Regions from separate parts of the Mus musculus genome. Here region 1 is linked to region 2. The links are chromatin loops, found by intact Hi-C in ENCODE. Cell type or tissue: left cerebral cortex. All regions are shown on one strand.

The links. A loop is a pair of places that touch in the nucleus more often than their neighbours do. Peaks named below come from ENCODE experiments on the same cell type or tissue, not always from the same donor. Only the 100,000 strongest peaks of a DNase experiment are listed, where the experiment ranks them.
Region 1: it touches region 2 in a loop (7-fold over the local background); 17 of 42 quality-filtered maps call a loop at or near these places.

The regions. Positions count from the first base shown.
Region 1 is chrX:160,583,223-160,587,222 of GRCm38, reverse strand. Phka2 (phosphorylase kinase alpha 2) reads right to left here. Exons shown (of 33, transcript NM_172783.4): 29 at 2,706-2,759; 30 at 274-444. Among named protein-coding and RNA genes, the nearest start is that of Phka2, 83 kb to the right of the region's middle. In left cerebral cortex, a CTCF peak has its summit at 3,439 (motif pointing left); DNase peaks (open chromatin) are centred at 1,842, 2,593 and 3,414; H3K27ac peaks cover 423 bases.
Region 2 is chrX:161,022,353-161,026,352 of GRCm38, reverse strand. No RefSeq gene overlaps it. Among named protein-coding and RNA genes, the nearest start is that of Cdkl5, 30 kb to the right of the region's middle. In left cerebral cortex, no CTCF peak of the experiment used is centred here; a DNase peak (open chromatin) is centred at 1,680; H3K27ac peaks cover 248 bases.

The DNA of each region.
Region 1 (4,000 bases), 440 kb after region 2:
TCTGGAAGAGGAGATGCTACTGACAACCAGTAGGTAGACACTGCCTCCTATACAACAGTGCACAAGACAGTACTATAGTAGAGCCACCTAGCCCTAGATGCCACAGTGCCAAGGCAGAGAGACTTTGCTCTAGGCTGAGCCATTCAAGGTTGGAGATACATGTTCTATAGCCATCTGCTGCCTGGTACTTGGTAGGGCCACTGTGCCTCCTGAAGGTAGACAGGGTCAGGCTCATTTTCCCGAGAGTCTATGTCTCCTCAGCACCCACCTCACCTTCTGAAGGATCTTCCACACTTTCTGGTAGAATCCCACGGGGACCCTGTTAATGGCCCCATCCAACCTTCTCCGGCGCAGCCACTGGCCCTGCTGTTCTCCCCAGCCCAGGTGCTGTCCTCCAGAGTCTGTAGATGATGTGCCTGTCGGGGAGGATGGGGTGCTGGACCTCTGCAAAACAGATACCATATGGCCTTCAGTAGCAGGTGCCCTGGAGAAAAGCTGGCCACTTTGAAGGCCAGATAAGCAAATTCATCAGAATCTCTATGTCACCCAGCCAAGGGCATAGGGGTCCTTGACTTCTCTTTGTCAGCTCTTGATGTTGGCTTTAATTTTTCATGCTTTTTTGGTAGCTTAATTCTTCCCAAGATCTAAGAAGTAGTATAACAGCAGGGGACCCTGAGCTCATAGGACAGACCAAACAGGTACAAGTGTGGGCTTTGCCATTAGGTTGTTGGAGCCAAGCTCAAGAGCAGCTACGACAGCACCCAGGTTCAGGCTGCCTGTGCCCTATGCTAGCACCACCTGTTGTCCCAGTTGATCTACATGATAGGGACATCACCTCCCTGGGGGAGCTGTCTGCAGCCATTCACTTGGTGAAGACACAGAAATGCCTAAGCCTGAGAGTCCTTGTCGCTTGTGATGACTACTCAGCTATCATCCTGAAGGCCACTCCCTCAGAGACCACTAGCCGGGCATGAAAGCCTATCTAAGGGAAGCTAGCTCAGAGAGTGCTTGGAGGAGTGGTCTCAGAGAAAGGGAGGTGGGTAGGAAGGACAACCTGGGCCAGGAGCTAATGTCGGGAGGGCCTGCTTTACTTCAGCAGTTCCACAGAGAAGTGACTATCACCTACCCAGAGGATAAACACCACAGTGAGTGCCATACATATACAATGAGAAAGAAAGGATCAGGAAGCGAAGATAGAAGGTCAAATAAAAATTCATTCTTAGCAGTGGGGGTCATTGGTTTTGGGTTCTCTGCCTATGCTTTTCAATACTGATTTCTGCTGTCTTGCTGTTGGTCCCAAGTTTTCTTCTAAGGCTAGGCTACGGTAGCCTTCAGCTTGAACTTGCTGACCATGGTTCCAGGGTGCTATCTCCTTTCCAGTGCCTTATAGAAGGCTAGACTTCTCCACAAGACAAATGCTGCAGGGCTGTTGAGCACTCAGGGGCAGAGATCACGTGTGGATACCCCACTGACTTGCCCTGGACAGGTTCTTCAGGTTGGGACAATGCTAACACACATCTTTACATGTTTTGGGTTGGACTATTTGGCACTTTCATTTCACAGTGTGCAACATCAAATTTAAAGGCTTAAAAATAAAATCCAAATATTAAGCATACTAGCAGGGTGGGAGGTGGGATGCTTCTCTAAGAACTCATTTTGCCTTCAACAGATCTTATTTTGAAAAGGCAGTTAGGCTGGGTTATTCTGCTGGGCTCATTACTGCCATTTAAATAAGGCAACAATTAGCTACAAATAAAAGTAATTACAGCCACACTCATCAGTGACTCAGCTGATTTTCTCCTTCTGGTTTTGGGAGGCAGATTCAGACTCGCCTCTGCAATTAGAACATTTCCTGGGCCTCCACTTGAGCTAGGGCCACATGCTCAGCTGGGACAGGAGAGTAAAAAGTGGTGGTTAGCCTGGGGTGGGAGGAGCAGTAGCTCAACACTCAATAAAAAGGCATCTGGGCTGGGAATGGGGACCAGTGATGGAGTGTCTGTTTAGCATGCTCAAACCCCTGAGTTCCATCTTCAGCACTGCAAAACAAACAAGAAGGGGGTAGAACCAGGGTTTTAAAGATTCTAGAAACTCCTAGGAGTTGATAAGCTAAGTACACCTCACCCACACTGTATTGAGGAGTTTGACAAGCCAAGATCTAAGAGCATGAAATAGAAAGTAAAGTTTAGTTCAGGAACATCTAGTTGGAAAATACCTCCATCATCAATTGAAAACCCTTAACCCAGTGGTTCTCAACCTTCCTAATACTCAGCCGACCACTTCATACAATTCCTCATGTTGTGAGCCATACATTTTTTCATTGTTACTTCATAACTGTAATTTTGCTCCTGTTAGGGATCATAATATAAATATCTGATATGCAGATAGTTGAGTTGTAGGTGACTCCCATGAAAAAAGTCAGTTGAACCCCCAAGGGGTTGCAACACACAGGTTGAGAACCACTGCCTTAACCTTTACTCAAACCATTACAAGTCAGGGATGAGGGGTGTGGTGAAGCTCAGAGCTGGAATGTTTGCTTAGAATGTGTGAGGACCTTGGTTCCATGCCCAAAAGTACATGTGTGCATGCACCCCACCCACAACACAAGTATAGCTGAGGTGGGAGCATGGGTAAGGCCAGAAGAGAACTTGAAAATTACAGTCAGGGAGGAGGCGGCAGGGAGGGGTGAGATGCCAATGCAAATTTACCACAGACTTGATGGAATGCAAACTGTTGGACATGGTCTGGCCCAAAGGAAAGAACTGCAAAAGAAAGAGAAAAGACTCAATCACACACAGTGACCCCAAGAGGCACAAATAGTTGAGAAGGAACCCAGAGCAGCATGAGATAAGCCCTAGAGGGGTTCTCGTTGAGTAGCAGTGACAGATGCAGACCCACTGCTCCCTGGCAGCCCAGCTTGGCCTTAAAGATCAAGTGTTGCCAGGCCCTTTTCCTTTGTAGAGCAGGACACAGGTTCCAAAGTCACAGGCATGCCAAGTGACCATTTCATGCTGTATTGTAAACATCTATAGAGATCAAAAGAACCCTAACTTTAGCTACGAATGTCTGCCATCCGACAGGCATCCTATAGACTATTCTTAAATGTACACAGTAGATCAGGCTGATGATCTTCGGCCATATACATCTTTTCTCATCTAAGAATCTAGATGGCACCCTTAATTTGCATACTGCTCTGTGTCTGTAGTATGCTTGCAAACATGAGTAGAAAGTTCTACCATTGACAGCCATTAAATTTTGGCCAGAGAACATTTTCTTGACATGAGTAGGCAAATACAAAGCTGGTACTGGCGGCCTGGATATAAACACACCAGAAAAGGAATGTAATCATATCATCGCTGTCACAGGCAAGGGCAGCATTAAATAGAAGCAGCCATCCATATTCACCCAGGATCAGGCCTTTGAGCTGTGGGTAACTAGAGGGACGGTGCCACCGAGTGGCTGACAAAGGAAGATGTTTGGAAAATCACTTCCTTAGAAGGAGCAAAAATGAGAGACTCTGTATGGTCTATACTCTGCATTACGTGCCATCACACTGTTTACCCTTTCCTGGTCACAGAGACATATCATTAGACATATGAATCCAAAATCAGATATGGGAGTGTGCATCTGTAGTCACAGCTACTCAAGAAGCTAAGGAATGAGGACGCCTTGAGCCCAGCAGTTTGGGGACAGCCGGCACAGCATGGAGATCCCCATCTAAAAAACAATGTATAACTAAAAAGCACATCTATTTTTTCTCAAGGGAAGGAGCATATCATGAGCTGTTGTATAGTGTGCCCGGACACTTTTTTTCCAGGCTTCAATCTCCTCAGATTTGGCTGAGGGCAGAACTGGTAGCATCATCTTATTTTTTCTACTGATGACATCACTAACCAAATTCCCCTCTTTTTGAACAGAGGTGGTGATAGAGGCAGAGCCTGGACCATCTCTTTCACAAAAAAATCCTTACAAAAGCTGAGTTTGATAAATGCAATTCTTTTGA
Region 2 (4,000 bases):
GCTTATGGCTCTATGGCATCTGGTGTATGTGTGTCGTGGTGCATGGGTGGATGAAAGAGGACAAGTGGCAGAAGTCAGCTCCCTCCTTCCTCCACTATGTGGGTTTCCAGGGACTGAACTCAGGTCCTTGGCTTATAGAGGCAGAGGTGCCTTTACATGCTGAGCCATTTTGCCAGCCCATGATTTCATTTTTATTAAACTCAAGTCAGCAAATTAAATAGCACTTTTAAAATCAAACATTCTAACAATGTAGTACAAATATAGATTAATTTGATACTTTAATGTTGAAGAATGGCAATAGAAAATACTGAAAGTCTCTCTTTTCTGCAAATAATGGGGTTTTTAAAAAATAAAAGTAGAAAAGTTTGTGTATACGGTAATAACTGTATAACATTCAACAACTTGGAGTCTGAGCCAAGATATTTTAGGCAGGTTTATTGATGCTGTGTGTCATAATGGCATGTGCAGTACAAAGTGTGCATGTAGTTCTTTTAGAACCAAGTCTTCAGGAACATCATGCAATTTCTTCAAGGACTGCCAAGGTCACCTCAGATTCATTATGCTTTTGACTTGAGCTTAAGTGTTAGCCATTGCCCACTTAGAAACCTTTTTATCACTCACGCATTTTCAACAAACCCCACATTAGGACCTGGGGAGCTAGCTCAGTCATTAGAGTGGTTGCATCACAAGCATAGGGATCCGAATTCAATCCTCAGAACACACATAAAAATGCTGATTGTGTCAGCAAATATCTGAGCCAATAGTTGGGGCTTATTGATCAACCTCATGTAATCGGAGAGTCCCAAGTCTCAGTTACTGACCCTTTCTCAAAATAAATAGGGATGAATGGCTCCTGGGGAATGACACACAAGGGCTGAAATATGGCCTCTACATCTACATTCTCTCTCTCTCTCTGTCTCCCCAATATATACATATGTACATACATACATACATACATACATACATAACATGTTAAACTGGGCCTAATGGTACAGGCCTGTAATCTAAGTTTCTCAGAAAACTCAGAGCAGAAAATCACAGGTTCAAAGCCAGCCTGGGTTACAGAGTGAGTAGGATGCCAGCCTGGGCAAGTTACTGAAGCCCTGATTTAAAATAAAAAGTTAAAAGTGGGCTGATGGCTAAAACTCAGTACTAGAATAATTGGCTAGCATTTGTGAAGCCCTGTGTTCAACACCTGGAGATAGATAGATAGATAGATAGATAGATAGATAGATAGATAGATAGATAGATAGATAAGCAATCTATAAAGACATTCAGATCCAGAAGAGGGAGGGAACCCTGGGATAGAGAGCTGAGAAAGACTCAAAGAAGAGTGGGGATGGAAGAGGGTCTTGAAAGCTGGCTAGAACTTGCATAGTGGCTGTGGAAGAGGTTTAGCATTCTATACATAAACAAATGTGAAACACAATAAAATCCACAGTGCAGGACCCTAAATGCTCAGCAGAGTATTTGAGGGTCTACAGAAATGGCTAAGGATGGAGAAAAAGTTGGATCAGGAATCCATAAAAACTGAAACACCCTTCCCCAACCACCATCCAAGCTTATTCTGGCACATGCCTTGGTCTACTGGGCAAAAATTATCCCTTGAAAGTCCCTCAGAGTCCCATGAAGAGCCTGCATCTTTCTTTGTAGAGTGTGGGCAGTCATAAAGCTTTTCATAGCTAGGCAGTGGCACGATCCAATCTGTGATGTAGGCAGATTCACTTGGCAACTCCACACTTGAAAGACTGAAGAAGAGAGAGAACTAGAGATGGAAGAAACGTTCAGAGACCAAAGCCTTTGTTGGAAGACACATGGAGGTAACAGTCTAAAGAAGACCAAGGCTCTAGAACTGCAAATAAGAGAAGAAATGAAAAAAATAAAAATAAAAAACCAGGAAATTGGTAGCAAAATTCAACAACTGTTACATCCAAAGGACTAAAAGAAATAAAGGAGGGATCCAAAGTTTCAGAGAACAGTGACGTTCTTAAGGACAATAGCCTTTAAACTGGCAAGTCGCTCTGAGGTTAGAGGTGCATTTGAGTAGAGGATGGAGCACAGTTGGCAGCACACTGCTTGCTGAGCATAAATAAAGCTCAGCTTCAGCTCCCAGCACTGCATAAATCACAGGAACTGGACACGGATGGAGTACACAGCTGGAGCTGTACACAGTTGGGAGGCAGAGGAAGTTTAAGACAACTATCTAGGGCTGGAGAGATGGCTCAGTGATTAAGAGCCCTGACTGCTCTTCTGAAGGTCCTGAGTTCAAATCCCAGCAACCACATGGTGGCTCACAGCCATCCATAATGAGATCTGATGCCCTCTTCTGGGGTTTCTGAAGACAGCTACAGTGTACTTACATATAATAAATAAATCTTTTAAAATGACAATCATCTGTCTACACAGTAAATTTGAAACCAGCCTGGTCAATGTAAGGAGATCCCATCCCAAAATAAAAGGATGGAGAAAAGGAAGGGTGAGAGAGAGAGAGAGAGAGAGAGAGAGAGAGAGAGAGAGAGAGAGAGATCATTAGGACACATTTTGAGCTAAAAGACTAATAAATAGATTAGCTGAACTGGTTAGTCTAATCAGCTTTGAGACCATGGGATTGGAGGCAAATCAGAGCTGCCGATTCAGATTTACACTTGAGTGCTGGGTGCCTTTTTAGACGAGTAATTAAGAGAGAAAAAGGTATACCGTGGCCCTATTCTTGAGAATGAAGAGCAAGAAGCTAAAAGGAACCAAAGAAAAGAAAAAGCAGTAGATGTTGGGTGGCTTAGTGACTCACTCCTATAATCCCAGCACTTAGGAGATAAAGGCAGGAGGATCAGGAGATCAAGGTGAGGGACCAGAGAAGTAGCTCAGTGGTTAAGAGCTCTTGCTGCTTGTGGTGGTTTTAAAGAAAATGGCTCCCACGGGCTCATAGGGAATGGCAGTACCAGGAAGTGTAGTCTTGTTGGAGTCGGTGTGGCCATGTTGGGGGAACTGTGTCACGTACAAGGGCAGGCTTTGAGGTCTCAGGAGCTCAGCTAGGCTCAGTGGCTCACAGTCAGAGGAGACCTGCTGCCTGGGGATCCAGATGTAGAACCCTTATCTTCCTTTCCAGCACCATGTCTGCCTGCATGCCACGAAGCTTCCAGCCATGATGATAATGGACTAAACATCTGAACTGTAAGCCAGCCCCAATTAAATATTTCATTCTTGAGAGTTTCTGTGACCATGGTGTCACTTGTAAGCAATAAAACCCTAATTAGAACACTGCTCTTCTGGAGTACCTGAATTTGATTTCCAGCACTATCATGGTGTCTCTTGAATATCTCTAGCTCCAGTTCCAGGCAACAAAATGCTGTTTTCTGGTCTCCATGGGCGCAAGACACAGTAAAGACACAGGTAGGGAAAATGCCCATGCATTTAAAATTAAAATTAAATTTAAAAAGAAGAAGAAGAAGAATTTGAAGCTAAAGTTGATTAGATACTGAGTCAGCCTGGACTATAGGAGACTCTGTATTAAAAAAAAAAAAAAGAAAAGAAAGAACAAATCCTGGCTTGGTGCAAATGGCGTTAATCCCAGTTTCTGCGACAGAGCTTCCACTGTTCATCTCTGAATTCAGGTTCAGCCTGATTCACTTGGTGAGTTCTAGATCAGCCAGAGCTACACAGTAACGTTTTTCTCAAAACAAAACAAACAGACAAAAAGAACAATAACAAAACCCAAAGAGGCCTGTGGCTGTGTCTCAGGTGACAAAGTATTTTCCTAGCAAGTCTCAGTACTGCGTAATCAAAACTTGAAGGTCATCCTTTGCTGCTGCATAGTGAATTTAAGGCCAGCCTGGGCTATGAGAGACTCTGTCTCAAGAACAAAACCAAACCAGAGTGGGAGTAGAAGGAGGGAAGGAGGGGCAGACAGGAAGAGATGGGGGTGGGGAGAAGGAGAGGGAAAGGGAGGCAGGCAAGAGAATGAAGGAGAGACAGAGACAGAGAGAGAAAGAGCAGAGAGAGA